Linked DNA regions of Homo sapiens: region 1 is linked to region 2. The links are chromatin loops, found by intact Hi-C in ENCODE. Cell type or tissue: endothelial cell of umbilical vein. All regions are shown on one strand.

Region 1 (8,000 bases), 550 kb before region 2:
CTCTGGTTCCATCGTTCGTTGTTCCCTCATGGCCCTGGCAGCTCTCACCTTGCTCCTTGAGCCGGATGATCTCAGTGTCGGAGCCGAAGCTGTTCCAGGCCGTGCAGTTGTAGATGGTCTGGAAGTCGGCCCGCACGATGTTGCTGATGGTCAGGGTGGAGATGACGCCCTCCTCGGTGCTGATGGTCTCCACCGTATAGCGCCCCGATGTGCCCGACTCCAGAACGTTCTCCTTCCAGGACCAGGCCTGCCCGGGGGCGCAGAATCAGGAGGAGACCCCACCAGAGGGGCCCAGGACACGCCCACACCAGAGTCACAGTGCCACTGTCCTGCTCATGTTCATGCTCACTGCCACACACTAACACATGTGCACACGGGTATGTATGCAGGCACACATGCCACACACCACAAATATGCACACATGCAGGTGCACACACAACACGCATCACCACACATGGGCATGCACAGCATCCCACACGGCACCCACATGCAGGTACACGTGTGCACACACAACACACAAACACATCACACGTCTATACACAGCTCCCCACACATGGCCAACACGTTTATATACATACTACACACACCACAAATGTGTACACACAGCTCTGCACACACACAAGTGTGCACCCACTATAACACACACATCACCACGTACACATACCAATGTATATACACACAGGTTTGTACACACACACCACACTACAAACATGCATATGCAAGTACATGTACCACAACACACATAAACATGCATCACAACACATGCACACACCAAAGCACACAACACATCACAGTGCACACATGCCTGCACATATGTGCACATGTCACAACATGCATACACACATCACAGTACATGCACATCACACTTCACACTAAAAACATGATACAGACATGTACATACACATGGCAGACACGACACCACATCTACACGCAACACACAGCCACTCCCCGAAATACATGTACACATGCACACACACACCAAGATGCACGCACCATATGCCACAATACAACACACAATACAAGCATGCTTACACACATGTACATACCACAACACACACTGCAACACATACACACATTCGCCATACACACCATCATGTGTACTTACAGGTACACACACTATGACATACACACACACCATGTGCTCACACACACAAGTACACACACTACCAACAGATACACATGTTCACACATGCCATGACACATGTACACGGTAACACACCCACACCACACATGTACACAATCCACAAACACATGTACACACACATACTCTGGGGCATCCTCAGAGGGTCTTTCCATCCCAGAAAGGGGCCTGGGGAGCATCTTTCTGGGCAAAGTGGGTGCCCTGTTGGCCTGCGCACTGCGCCTCCACACAAATGCCCCCCGGGACTGTGGCTGCCTGGGTGGGTGTGAGTTAGGACAGCAGCCCCATGAACGCGTCTACCTGTGTGATGTTGTATGTCTGTGTGAGAAATGTGTCTACAGAGCTGTGTTTGCGATCACCTTCGTCTGCCTTAGTTTACAGGGCTGCTGGTTAACAGTTTTCAGAGCCGGCCACATACACTGTCTGCACCTCATCGTGTAAGCGCCTCGTATATCCTGGTTCGGGGCTGATGAGAGGGACTGAGTTTCTCAAGCTTGCTGCTATTGTCACGCTGGACTGACCCATTCCTGGCCGTGGGGCTCTCCCAGGCATTGCAGGATGTCAGCAGCACCCTGGCCTCTACACACCCGGTGCCAGGAGTATCCTCCAAGTGATGACAACCAAAATGTCTCCAGGCACTGCCAAATGTCCCCTGGGGCCAGTGAGAACCGCTGGCCTAGAATCAGATATTTCTGGAGAGAAGGTGTGAAAATGTCCAAGAGTGAATGGAATATTTGACAATGAGCATGTGTTACATTTATAATTAAAAACATCAAAAAGCAAAGTGAATGGGGAGGCGTAGGTATTAGTTTTATTCATGAGTTCTTGCAATTTTTTTGTGAATCTTTCAGACAGTGAATGAACTGAATGCTTGAGAAAGCGTGTAGCAGCAATAATACTCTAATAATATCTTAGTTAACAGGATGACAGTTTCAGTTGGTGCAGCCTGGGTGTCTCAGCCCCCGCATGCACGGGTTAGGGGTGACCTCAGCTGCTTCACATCTGGGCCAGCCCCACCCTCCCTGCACAACTGCCCTGCCCACTCCACCCCTGGACAGTCTTCTAGCAGGATTTTGCCATACACTGGGAATTACTACAAATAAGTTTTCCCCGAGTAGTGCTATAAAATGCTCACTTTTCTTTGTTTTCATGCCTGAGATCCCTCCAGTTTTAGATGGATTTGAGTACAAGACTCTGCCCCTGGATCACCTGAGGTCAGGAGTTTGAGACCAGCTTGGCCAACATGGTGAAACCTTATCTACTAAAAATACAAAAAAATTAGCTGGGTGTGGTGGCAGGTGCCTGTAATCCCAGTTACTTGGAAGGTTGAGGCAGGAGAATTGCTTGAACCCAGGAAGTGGAGGTTGCAGTGAGCCAAGATTGCACCATTGCACCCAGCCTGGGTGATAGAGAGAGACTCTGTCTCAAAAAAGAAAGAGGGAAAAAAAGACTCTGCCCTCACCTTAATTTTTTTGTTGTTGTTGTAGAGACAGGGTCTCACTATGTTGCCCAGGCTGGTCTCAAACTCCTGGGCTCAGTCGATCTTCCCACCTCAGCCTTCCAAAGTGCTGGGATTACAGACATGAGGCTCCTGCTCAGTAAGACCCTCCCTTTAAAAAAATGCAGATACTGGCTGGGCATGGTGGCTCACGCCTGTAATCCCAGCACTTTGGGAGGCTGGGGTAGGAGGATCGATTGAGCCCAGGAGTTTGAGACCAGCCTGACCAACATGGTGAGACCCCATCTCTACTGAAAATACAAAAATTAGCGAGGTGTGGTGGCAGATGCCTGTAATCCCAGCTACTCAAGAGGCGCTGAGGCATGAGAATTGCTTGAACTGGGAGGTGGAGGTTGCAGTGAGCCGAGATTGTGTCACTGCACTCCAGCCTGGGTGATAGAGCGAGACTCCATCTCAAAAAACAAACACAAACAAACAAACCCAAAAAACACACAAACAAAAAAACCAAGCAGATAGCTGGTAGGAGGCGCTGAGGGTGGACTCCTCAGTTGCCTTAGCTGCATTGCAGGGATAAGTTCTTTGAGGAAGGGAGAGAGAATGGAATGGTCACTTTAGAGGGGACGATTGATAGGCAACAGGGCAGGCTACCATGGACAGTAAAGGCCACAGAGACCTGGCAAGGAGGGCTCCAGGAGGCACAGAAAGGGGTTGCCAACTATTACCTGCGCTCTAAGATTTTGCTAAAGACTGGCCTGGAGCCCAGGAAGAGAAGAAGTCACTTGTCTTTTCTCTCCACTACCCTCGTGTGCCCCTCTGCCCTTAGGATGCGGAATTTGGTCAGAGCCGTTCATGTCAGAGCTCAGCAGAATGGCAGCTGAACCCTGGGAGAGCACTGCCTGTTCTGAGAAAGGCCTGCAATTGTGTCTTCACGATGCTTTTCCAAGACAGCCAAGGCAGGTATAATTTTCCTCAGCAAGAAAGAGGAACCTCGGAGGTGTGCACCGCCTGGCTGGCCACCCAGGTATTGGCAAAAGTGACTGTTGGGCTGCTGGCCCGGCCCCCGCCCGCCGTCCCTGGAGCACTCACGATGCGGTCCGGCGGCGGCGTGCTCCGGATGAAGCACTTGATCTGGCCCTTCTCGCCGTGGAGGGCGTGCTGGGTCTGGGTGCTGGAGATGATGGGGGGTCCTGTTGAGAAACAGCGTCCCATTAGGCACCCGGGAAGGGCACGTCCCTGCTGGCGCCCTCTTGGGTGGGTTCAGAAGTGTATTCATTAATCCAAGCATTCAGCAAACATTTGCCGAAGGCCTGTATGTGCAAGGTAAAGTGCAAGGTAGAGGACTCAGAGATAAATTAGGCATTCAGTCATAAACCTCTCAAGGGATCATGAGCGAATGCTTCTAAGTCAGAACCCCCAGAAGATACAAATAACTGTAATAAAAGGTGGTGAGTGTTAGTACCACAGGAGCGGTGCAGATAAAGTGCTAACCGACTTCAGAGGAGAGAGAATAATTCTATCTGGCGGACGGGGAAAGCTTTAGGGAGGAGGTGGTAAGCCTGCAGAGGGGGTGGGGAGGTGTCTAGATGAAGGAAGACTCCCCCGCCTCAGCCAGCGGCACCCCTGCGAGCCATTCCTCAGATATCCAGTAGAGGGCGCCCTTGCCTAACAAATGGGAGCTGCTCGGCCAGACGGGCCAACGGGAAGAAATGGTTGCTGTCCCTCTCCTTAGGGCGGGAATCACCCCGGACAGGGGGAATGCATGCGCTGGCCGTGTTCACAGCCCTCCTCCCACCTGTGTCTCAGGAGGTCCTGCAGTTCATCATCTTGTCTGCCTCCACGTCCATACCCAGACTGCCCAAGTGAGGCCATGGCTCCCAAACTGACCCCAATATTATCATATCACAGAGTGTGGCACATGTTTATGGGTGTCAGGTTCTGAGAGCGCCTGTCTCATTCACCACATTGCACAGCCAAGAGAGTTCACCTGGTGGAGGGGAGCCTGTTCCCCAGCGCCTCCTGTCCAGTTCCGCCTGTTACCTAACCCAAGTCTTTCCCCTGTGACGCCTGCCTGGCCGTGAAAGACAAAAGAAGGAGCAGCTAGCTTAGCCTGGGCTCTGCTGGCTTCCTGGCTGGGCTGGGTGGTTGAAGGATGGGAGTAGGGACGGAAACTGTCATGCTCCCTTTCCAATCCCTGGGGTCACAGTTGGGACTTAGATGGCAGATACCAGAGGAAAGACAGCCGGGAGCAACGCATCTGGAGAACACACAGAATTATGCAGGAACAAAACAAAAATTGCTGCAAACATAATTGCTGTTTATTAGCCACCTTAATTAAAGCAGATTTGCATTTCTATGAGTAGCTCTCAGCCAAGGGAGAAAAGGTACTGTAGACACTCCAGTGACTTCTGTTGAGTTTGAGAAGGCAAAAGGGCTCGGGGCAGCGTGAGGTGGGCGTGGGGGACCCTCCATGGCTTTAAGAATGGGCTGAGCGCTGCCCTCCTTCCTAAAAATCCTTCAGCTCCAACAGGTCTAGGACCCAAAGAGATGAGGAGATTGATGTTTTAGGAACCGGATGGTGCTTTGTTTTATTGCTGGACTAAAACGTGATGATAATATAAAACCTTTTCTGGTCAGGTGCGGTGGCTCACACCTAGAAACCTAGCACTTTGGGAGGCTGAGGAGGGTGGATCACAAGGTCAGGAGTTCAAGACCAGCCTGGCCAATATGGTGAAACCCCGTCTGTACTAAAAATACAAAAATTTTTAGTATTTATTATTTAGCCTCCCTACTTGGGAGGCTGAGGCAGGAGAATTGCTTGAACCTGGGAGGTGGAGGTTGCAGTGAGCCGAGATTGCGCCACTGCACTCCAGCCTGGGCGACAGAGCGAGACTCCAGCTCAAAAAAAAAAAACAAAAAAAAAACAAAAAACCCAACATGCACAGACACACAAAACACACACACACACACACACACACACACACACACACACACAAAACCTTTTCCTTGTGCTTCCCAGGAGCTAGGAATTCCCTGAGGGGTTTTCATGATTCTAAAAGCCATCATCAAATGCATCTGCTTCTTAAAAGAAAATGAAAACCAGGATAAAGGGAAATGGGGTGAGGGTTAGTAAGATTTCTCTCCCCTTCCTGCAGATACCTGATTTGAGCCAAATCGGTTGAGGTGTGTGCCAATTTCTTTCCCAAAGGACTGCTGCGCTGGCCAGCAGTTGTCCAAGGCTGGGATTTGTCGCGATAAAAACCTGATCTCATTTGAATGCTTTCATATCACCAGCTCCCTCCAGCCCATGCCCAGGTCCCATCCACTGGGCGTCCCCCCTCCCTCTGCCTGCTCTGCAGAAGCAGGGGCAGACAGTTCGCCCCCTGGCAGGTCTGGTGCGCTCCCCTCCGGGGCCACTGAACTCATCCACCTGCCTCCAGGTGTGTGAGGCCACCCTAGTCAAGAAATAAACAAGCAGCTTCTTTGCTTCCCTCCAATCCCTCCAGCTTTTCTCTGCCTGGAAGCCTCGGGGAGCTTGTGCTGGCAGGGGTGGAGGCAGAGGAGGGGAGAGAAAGAGACCTGGAGAGTGCAGATTCAACCTTGGTCAGCGCCAGGGCCCGGGTTTCAGTGCCCTCCCCGTCCAAGAGAAATGTCCCTCCCGGCCTGTGTTCCCCAGGGGGCATTCTCTCCTCAAGAAATCTCTTTAAATCTCCCTTGGAAATGTCTGAACGTCTAAAGTGACAGCAGATGTCAGCTCCTCCTTTATCCACCTGCTTTTCCCCAGAAACGCCAATGCTCATTTGATGCTCCAGGCTTGGGGGCCCTGGAGTGCATGAGTGAGTGTGAGGGTCCCGGGCTGGCTGGTCATAGGGCCAGCAGAGCAGAGCCGGCTGCAGGCACAGACAGCCTGACTTCCGAGTGCCCTGGCTGGCGCGGGCTGTGTGGAGGGCCGCTGATTTCACTGGGGCCTGGAGCTCTGAGCCGAGTGTCAGACACCTGCGCTGAAAGGAAAAGGCTGCAGCCTGTGTTGCCATGGATATACGGAGGCGCGATCAGATGCTGTTATTTTTAGCCCTGCAGTGCCAATTTATTGGTGGCATCCTGGGGACACTCAGGAAAGGCAGGAGGGCTCCGACTCAGGGCTCTGCCAGGACAGGTGGCTGTGAACGTGCTGGGGTCTGGGTAGACTCAGCCTCCCTTGGGGGCTGCCACGACTCTGGGGTGGGGGGAGAGGAATGGAAATGCGGGGCAGTGTGGGGGGAGCTGGTGAATGGAGACAGTAGAGAGGTATGGCTGAGGAGACACCAAGCTGGTTTTGGTTTTCTAGCGAAGGGGAGAATAGATGAGGCCATCAGCAGGTGGCTTTCTGGGTAGAGAGGAAGCTGAAGCCCACGAGCTAATTTGGAGACCTCAGGAGGGCCCTGCTCTGGGGCCAGGACCCAGATGTCCTGCAAATGTTGGTGGTTCAGTTCCTGCAGGGTCCCAGAGCTTTGGGGTTTTGATCTGAGTCAGGCTATGGTGGGAACAGGGGCCTCCCAAAGGGCAGTGGGCATGACAGAGGTGAGGGGGGAGCATTCGGAAACGGCAGAGGAATCGAACTGGCAGCTTTGCTTTTTGCCTGTGGCCAAAGCACCAGATAGGGCAGGGACGTCCGCATTTGCGTCCTGGTGCCACAACCTTCTTGGGTCTGGCCTGAGCCAGGTCTCAGCTTCTCCATGACTGTCTACACCCCATCATTCAGGCCTGGTGTGATGCCCTTGTCCCTACATATTTCATGTAACAGTCATTCATCTACTAACTCCCACCGTGAAAATACTCCCCTGCTGCAATTATTTTTATTATATATAATAAGACATGCCCCCTGCCCTCAAGGGGGCCCCTGAACACGTGGCCTCGTGGAGACGGTGACAGGGCTCCCTGGCTGGGTGACTCACACGCATTGGGAAGAGGCTGATCAGGAGCTGCAGAGATGCTCTCTTAAATTCTCATGGGGCCAGGAGAGGTGGCTCACGCCTATAATCCCAGCACTTTGGGAGGCCGAGGCAGGTGGCTCACTTGAGGTTAGGAGTTGGAGACCAACAATGGTGAAACCCTGTCTCTACTAAAAATACAAAAATTAGCTGGGCGTAGTGGCACGTGCCTGTAGTCCCAGCTACTCAGGAAGGTGAGGTTGCAGTGAGCTGAGATCGTGCCACTGCATTCCAGTCTGGACAACAGAGCGAGACTCCATCTCAAAAAGCAAAAAACCAACAAAAAATTCTCACGGGCCAAGGCCATGGTGAGTGGATGAAAGGGTGGACACGTTGGCCACCTAGTGACCTCTGATGCTTTTTTTCCTGGCCAGGATAAAATTCATCACCCACCACTCTCAGGGCTGAGACCCCTTCAAAGCTAACAAACAAA
Region 2 (8,000 bases):
CTTAGTCTTTCTGTTTCTCTGTCTCTCCTCTCTGGCCTGTACAATCCACCACCTGTGCCTTTCCCCCTTCCTCTACCATCACTACAGTACTCAGCCACCTGGGGATGCACACAGGGTGTACACGGCATCCACTGTGGGATGAGGGGGCCTTTAAATCTGTGGCTGGCTCCCCCCAAGCCCCTCTTGGTTGCTGGGTTCATCAGCTCATGCATTTGGTTTCCCATTGGTGAGTTGGGTTGAAAAAAGAGGCCCAGATGCCTAGTGATGAGAACATTTTTTTTTATGAATTGAAAAATAAAATGACAATAAGCAGCTAGCAGATCCCAGTTCACAATGAAGTGAATATCAATACTTGTGGTTGTATTGACCTTGAATATTTTTTTAAAAATACAGAGCAAGAATTCTCGGGGTGCATTATTATATACATTCTGAATCTCTTCACTGTACAAAACAGAAAATCTATCCTTTATGGACAAGAGCATCTCTGGTGTACAGCATTGACTTTAAAATCAACTTTCTAAAGTGCAGGTAGAAGAAAATCTATGGCTACTCTTAGAGACATTCTTCCCTGTCAACATAGATTATGACATTGCTTCCCTGGGTTCCACTGGGGTGGGACAGGGAGGAAAGCCCTGCTGAAAGGAAGCACTCTTGATTTCTTTCCAGTTGTGAGAGGAAGGCAATGATGTCAGTGACGGATTGGCATAGCTGCTGTGTTCCACATCATAGGTATGACCTTATCGTAAGTTTGGCTTCTTATGCCCAGGACAGATCCCGATTCCTGATGTAACATGAAAACATGAGAGGCAGCTCCCACGAGTCACCTTAAATTCTCTGGTTAGAAAGTGACTTTCGACTCCCTTGTAGACTTACTATCAGCAGTGTCCACATGGAGGTGAAAATGAGGGGACACCATAAGGAAGCAAGACTCAGCCTTGATGGCACCTGTGCTCCAAGCTGAGCAGGCCTCAGGAGCAGCTGGTGGGCTCGGTATAACACAGGCTGCTGGTCAAAACCCTTCTGATGTAGAAGGTCTGGACTGGGGTCCAAAAATGGGGATTTCTAACAATCTCCAAGTTGACCTGCAGACCACACTTGAAGAACCACGGTGATAGAGAATCTACGAACTCAGATAACCCAGGAACCATAGAAAGACCCTAATACTTCCTTGATATGTGAGATAATTACCTGTCAGGAACACGCAAAGGGAGTCTACACCTAGAATTAAGGGGATACACTGACCCACAAAGATTCCTTTTCCATTGCAATTGTGAGTGAGCAAATCTAGCAGAGTCTATAGTACGCATAAAGTCAACAATGAACAAGACTAAGACAATTTAACTAAAAAATACAACCGTCTATGTATTTTCAAACTTTCCTTGGCATGAATACAATGGCATGGATCTTAGAATATCTGTTGATAATAAGAGTGAAAGGTAGATTTCCTGTTATTTTCACAGACAAACAGGAGAGGTAAGTGTTCAGATTTTCTGGTTGGTATGTCTTGATTCTGACCAGTTCCAGTATTCAGCTGTTTTCACCTGTAAAGTATGGATTTCTCTCTGCAAAAACCTCTGTCCCAATCTGATGAAGAGAACACCCAAAACAAAGCTCATGCCCAGAGAAAGGAGCATTGATATGGATTTGGAACCCAGGCATCAGCTGCCAAGGCTCTGTTGATATGACGGCATGTCCCACTGAAGTAAAAAGAAGGCATTTGAAGTATTCTATGCAGAGATCTATCTTCCTTGCATTCCTCCTCTGTATTGCTCTGATTCGATCTAAAGGAGCTTTGAAAACGTCAAAGAACTTTCATGTTTTGCTAGTTTATCATAAGTGTCTATCTTAAACCAATATTACAATTTTAAGCATGGCCTGGGTAGACATGTGCCATCTTCTAAAATGATTTCTGACACAAGGTAAGTTGTACCAGCCGAGACCAAAGTGAAAAGAATCATAGGCTCTATGACACTCAGGCTCTCCTACATTCTAAGAGTCTTTTTATTTCCCCCTAATAACCATTATTAATCATTTCAGAAACACGTAATCTCCTGATATTTTTACTATTCTAGACTTGACAGAAAAGGAGGGTTTTGAAGTTCTGGAAAGTCTTTTTATGTAGAGTAGCTCCATTCTTCCAGCACACAGCTACCACAAGGCTCAACTCTCCCTAAGCAGAATGGGATTTATTTATTTATTTCTTAATCCACTGAAGGGAAGCTGGGTGATGATGAATTCTTTTAAAGAAATCAGCATTTGGCTTTCAAAATGTTAAGCTATACTGGAAGTGGGTTGTGGAGGCAGAGAGCAGTCGCTAGCCATGGAGGAAAGCTTCTCAAATTCTTACTCAGCTTTTGTTTGGGGGAAGAGGTTTTCTTCCATTTTTATCAGCTCTCCGTCCCAAATCCTACAAGCTATGAAGGAGGGGACCCACCGGCCAGGGCAGGGGTTTCTGTGGCTTGCTGATGGTCACACGGCTGTCGGGACACCAGTATTTCTGAAATCCTTCCTGAAGAATTTCAGAAAAAAGAATTTCAGAAATACTGGTGCCTCCACAGCCGTGTCGAGGGCACAGGTGGGCATAGGCCTGGAGGTGGCTCCTGAATGGAGCAGCAGCAAGGGCTGTAAGGGGTCTGCACAAGGGTGTTTGATTGGCAGGTCTTTGACTCTCCAGTCGAATGACCTTCAGGCAAGTTACCGAATCTGTCTAAGCCTCAGTAGTTTTCATCGGCAAATGGGTCTAAGGATCCCTACTTTATTAGATTGCTAGGGGATGGAATAAGGGAATGCATGCAAAACTCAGCAGTGGGCCTGGCCACAGGCCTCAGTACCATCTCCCCGTGGCTGGTCCCCATTCAGCAATCACAAGGCTTCGGGGGTAGAGAAACATGCTGAGGCCAGCACACTGAAACCATTACAGGTTTTGATTTTTTTTTCTCACCACTCTCCTCCCTCCTCAGTTCAGCTTTCTATTAAGGTATCCCAAAACACTAACGCAGCTCTTGGTGAAAGGAGAAAGGGAAAAAGTGGCCAAATCAAGGGGTCGGGGGACAGCAGGGCCAAGGTCAAACACCTCGTTGGTATAACATCTTTTAATTTGAGGAGGAGCTCAGTCCCCATTATTTTCAGTAAATTCTCAAACTATGCAGCTCTATGTTTCCTCTTCTACCCTTGTAGCATCAACTCTGCAGTTTGAAGTAAGGTTTTGCAAAACTTATGCAAAAAGTTTTCTTTTCTACAAGAGATGCTGAAGAAGTCACCTGGAATTTGCTAGTAGAACTATCAGTAAAATGAAGACAGCAATCCTGCCTTCAGCCCAACTCCACTGCCCAGAAAGGCTGGCACTGTGGGGACGAAGGGGGCAGTGGCAGCTCACCCTGATGCAGAGAGAGCGGCAAGGGACTCTGATGGTGAGTCAGCTGAGGGAAGCTGCTGGGGTCTCAGCACACCGTATAGAAAATCCCTCCAGCAACTTCAGAAAAACTGAATGAAAGGCCAAAGGTAACATAAACCGCCAGCTCTACCAACCACTCAGGCTGCAGACCAGACAAGGGAGTGGATTGTTCCCATGGTGGCTGCACCTTTCCTTCATTCTATTCCCGCTATCTTAGTTCACGCTGCCTGTGGATCAACTCGGGATCTCAGACACATCTCGTCACAATTATCAAGTGGCAAAAAAGGTGAGCCGCCATCCCCTTGGAGGTAAAGAAAGGCATGACGAAGTCTTAGGGCCAACAGGGGAACGAAGTCTTAGGGCCAACAGGGTTCCCCCGGTGTCTCTCCTGCAGCATGAAGGCCATTGTTTCCAGGGCCTGTGGCCAGGATCCAGTTATCTTGCCTGGAAGGATGTTCAAACAGCCATGGCCCGTGGTGGTTTTTTATAATGGTGTTGTTGGAAATTAGTAATACCATCCAGAGGTGAAAACAGAGTAGCACCTCCACAGCCTGCCCAGGAGATCAGGAATAATGAAGCCTCATTTTAGCATCTGTTTGTTTTGTTTTTTCAGCATTTGCGGGGAATGACAACAGAAATATTGGCTCCCTGACCCTGGAAGGGTGGAATCACTCCTTGTGGAAGGGAAAACGCCTGGAGCGGGGCAGGGGGCACAGGCCTGGAGGCGGCTCTAGGGAGAGGTAGGGGCTCTGGGCTGGCGGTCCCCCTGCTGGGGAGGACTCACCTTCACATACAGGAGAGAAACATCATCCCTGTGGCAGGGAAACCCGTGTGGTGGGCTGAGCTTCCTCGCTCCCTCTCTTTGAAGCTCTCTCAAGCCCCTCTGAGCATTTGCAATTGTACCCCCTTAGCTGCTGCCACCCTTCATCCGGATCCCCTCAAACACTCCACCCTCACACCCTGCAGAATCAGGAGAGAGGAACCCGCCTCCTGCGAGAGCCGCCGCCATCTGTAACGTTGCCCTCACCACCCAGAGGCGAGGAGGAGAGCCCCCCATCCCTCCCGTCCCTTCCCAGCTCCCGGCAGCCACTAGGCTTTCCCCTTCCCCGTCCTAAGGGACCTCCCGGGCTCTGCTCTCTCTGGGCAGGTTCAGGGCTTTGCAAGCGCTGCTGCTGCCACCATCAGGCTGACTGAGGCACTGCAGCCTTCACCTGGCGTCAGGGCCCAAAATAGTGCCCCAGCTCTTGGTGCGGCTTCAGAAGAACAGCTCCTCTCTGCCTCCGCAGTTGCCCCTCACTCAGGTGCAGCTTCCTATGTAAGAAAAAGGCTTCAGAGGGCATCTCCCTGAAGAAACAGAACTCCTTGTGAATGTGGGGTGGACCCCAGCGTCCTCTAGCAAGACGCAGAAAAAGTGCAGGTCCTAGGATTTAGGGAACGCAACCACTGAGGGATTAAGTGGTGGTTTTGCTTTCTTTGCCACAAGGTCAGTGAGGCAGGGAAGGGTGGGAATCACTCCTCCTGCCACTCCCGGATGAACGTGCTAAGCTTCCTGTGCAATGAACCAACCGGGCCCCAGTGTTACTCTGAAGCTGTCATTGCTCCCAGCATTGCCAAGGGTGACAGGTGGACTGTCACACTGCACCAGAGCCGAGTCACCTGTGACATTTGCAGGTGACTGACAGAAATGGGCACTGACATGCATTAAAGAACAGAAGGACGCGATGGTTTCCTGTTGAAGCTGAGCAGTGGGTGGCTTGGCAGAGGCTGTTTCTCTTGGCGTTGTCTCTGGTGACCCAAAGGGCATTCAAAGCCTTCCAGAAAGGAACAACTTCCTGCAGGGCACGTCCACACTTCACTTAGTCAGGTTCTTCTTCTGCCTCCTGCCAGGGGCCCTCTCAGCATCTCTCCATGTGCTGATATTACAAGCACTGCTGGCTTCTCCTCTCATTACCCCTCATTCCATTCCAATATTTCCACACTTATTCACAGCCTTCTATGTGCCCAATAGTGTGCTAGACACCAGGGGTGATAAAAGACTTGGATTTTAATCAACCAATTAAGAGAAGCAAAGTCCCTGCCTTTGCTTCCTTCCTTTTTATTATTATTATTATTATTATTTGTCAGAACAGCCACAAAAGGAGCTACTCAAGCAGTATGTCCTTAATTACTCTTCAGCCCCAAAGCCTGGCCTGTTATTTCCTCTGGAAACTTTGTACCCCGAGGTAAAACTGAATGCCAGAAAGATAAAGAAACTGACTCAGAAAGAGTCTGGAATAAAAAAGAAATTGAACTACAATGCTGCCTCCTTGTTCGAAGGTCAGACCTGGGATTCGGATGCATGATTTTCATAGGAAACTCCCTAAAATCCTTTTCCAGTCCTAGACACTGGGGATTGCCACAAATTATAAGACTATGACCTGTCTTATGACACCACAGCTTAGGATACTCTCCTGCATTTTTTAGTGTTGATGTGGAACAGCTGGATGTACCAGCATCTTGAGGAACATCAAGGCACATGAATAAGTGAACCAGACTGAAAATGACTTTAGTCAAGCAAAGTAACCTCTCTGGGGGTATGACAGCAATAATGCCCACTTCTCATTACTTCTGCTGATGAAATGAGGTAGTGCTTGTGAAAGCCACTCTGCAACTTATGAAGCTTTACACAAATGCTAGTTATCATCACCATCATCATCATAAGAACATAATTACTGCCACGACTAACAACACCCTCAACAACCAAAAGAATTTGCCAGGCACCTACAAGAAAATTTGCTGGCAAAGAGCAAATAGAATGCATCACCTACTCCCTAGGAATGTGTCATCCAAAATAAATAGATTGTTGCTAAGAGATAATATTCAGAGAATCTTACAGTTGGAGAGGTTTTGGACGTCATCTAGTCTACTCTCTAACCCATTTCTCAGGAATTGACTCCTACATTCCTGATGGCCTGAATTCCACCGTGAGTCAGAACACTCTCAGCAATGAGAGACTGTTCAGTGGGCCAGCCTTAGACTTGAGACTTACATATCCGCAGTCATGGAAATAACACTGTCTATTTCTTGCTGAACAATCGGGGTTTTGCTTCATCATTGAGCTTGTCCTGCCAGCCTCCACCAGTTCCTGAAGAGAACAGGCCAAAGTGTGGAACATACAGGTAGATCTGATGATATTCTCTACTCTTAAATGGAAGGGTACTCAGTGCCAGAGCCTTGTAAAACATTTCCAACATCTTCTGAGTAGAATTGTTTCACTTGTAACCTTGGTTTCCCTAAAGCCAGTATAACTTAGCTTCCTCTTGAGAACAAGAAAGACATCATCAGCAAAATGTCCCTAGGTTTTTGTGCTCACCTGCTCCAGTGCTGTTTCCTCTTCTGGTTAGCACCCATCTTCAATGTTAGGCTGCCTGCGCCTCTAACTAGCCAAGGGGATCCACAAACTGGCAAATCTCATTCCTCAATGCACTCTTTCTGCTCAAGTCCAGCGTGCAGCCAGCAGTCCTGCCTCTGTGTGTTTCCATGATCTTTTTTCTTCTCTTCCACATTCTTTAGCTAACACATCATTCTGGCATTCATCTACCCACCATCCTTCTGTGCCTCCTCTCTGGAATGTGGACTAACCATTAAGGTCAGTTCCCCCCATACTTATTCTCTTGCTCACTTCATCCATCAGCTAGAAAGAACGATTAAAAAGTATATTTCCATTCAATTTTACATTTTTAGCCCCATGTGAAACACAAGAAATACCAAGAAGTAAAAATAACATGTTGATCCCTAAACCCGTGATGTAGAGAGGACCACAAACCCATAGGCTACTAGCAATGTTTCTCAGGTGTTTACTTAATTATCTCAATCCATCCTCAAAAGATGTATAATGGCACCCATGGCCATTCACGAGTTGACTCTTCCCTTCCCAACCTTCCTCTCCCACTTCCCTAACACAGCAGCACTCTAGCCATCATACTGCCCATGGCTTCTGAACATATCGCATTCTGTTCTGCCTTTTGTATTTGCATACACTGTAAGGTATGTAAGAGACTGGAAATCGCTTTTCATGCTTCGTTTAGAGAACTCTTGAGCATCCTATAATATCAAGCATGATGTCATCTCCTCTGTGCAACCTTTTCTGATGCCTTTGCTGATCCACCTGTTTTCAGAACACTCTGACAGCTCTGAACCCATCATATTGTAACCTTAATCGAAGTGTCTGCTCCCCAACCAGACTAAGAGCTCTGGGGCAGAAACATGGTCTTCATTATCTTTGCATCAAAAGCCCCAGCACAGTGCCTACTGCATAGGAGGCCCACAGTGAGTGCTGGCTGAGTGGTCAAGGGCTGAGCCTTAGTGTCATAAAATGGTATTTGATCACAAAGGAAGGAGCAGCATATTTCACCCACTGAGACACTAGACTATGTGGAGCCCCTGGGGGAAAATGTGGAATAGTGACAGCGATGTTTGTTTGTTATTGCTGCAACTCTTGGCCTCAGATTTCAGATTCCAGTTGTCCAGGCATAAGTTAAAAAGAATCTGCATAAGTTAAAAAGAAACTTGCAACAACAATCCACTGAATACAGGCCAAGTGAGCAGACCATCTAGATAATTCAGC

What was found. A loop is a pair of places that touch in the nucleus more often than their neighbours do. Peaks named below come from ENCODE experiments on the same cell type or tissue, not always from the same donor. Only the 100,000 strongest peaks of a DNase experiment are listed, where the experiment ranks them.
Region 1: a loop joins it to region 2, with 21 times the contacts of the local background. A loop is called at or near these places in 75 of 110 quality-filtered maps.

What each region holds. Positions count from the first base shown.
Region 1 is chr11:126,436,763-126,444,762 of GRCh38, forward strand. KIRREL3 (kirre like nephrin family adhesion molecule 3) reads right to left here. Exons shown (of 17, transcript NM_032531.4): 11 at 3,687-3,787; 12 at 49-247. Among named protein-coding and RNA genes, the nearest start is that of ST3GAL4, 85 kb to the left of the region's middle. RefSeq lists enhancers at 1-727, 5,787-6,469, 7,892-8,000. In endothelial cell of umbilical vein, a CTCF peak has its summit at 4,244 (motif pointing right); a DNase peak (open chromatin) is centred at 4,249.
Region 2 is chr11:126,985,983-126,993,982 of GRCh38, forward strand. All of the region lies in intron 1 of KIRREL3 (kirre like nephrin family adhesion molecule 3), which reads right to left. It overlaps MIR3167 (microRNA 3167), which reads right to left and starts at 2,560; the gene lies at 2,476-2,560. It overlaps LOC105369558 (a long non-coding RNA gene), which reads left to right and starts at 6,449. Exons shown (of 2, transcript NR_188549.1): 1 at 6,449-6,552. In endothelial cell of umbilical vein, a CTCF peak has its summit at 4,586 (motif pointing left); no DNase peak of the experiment used is centred here.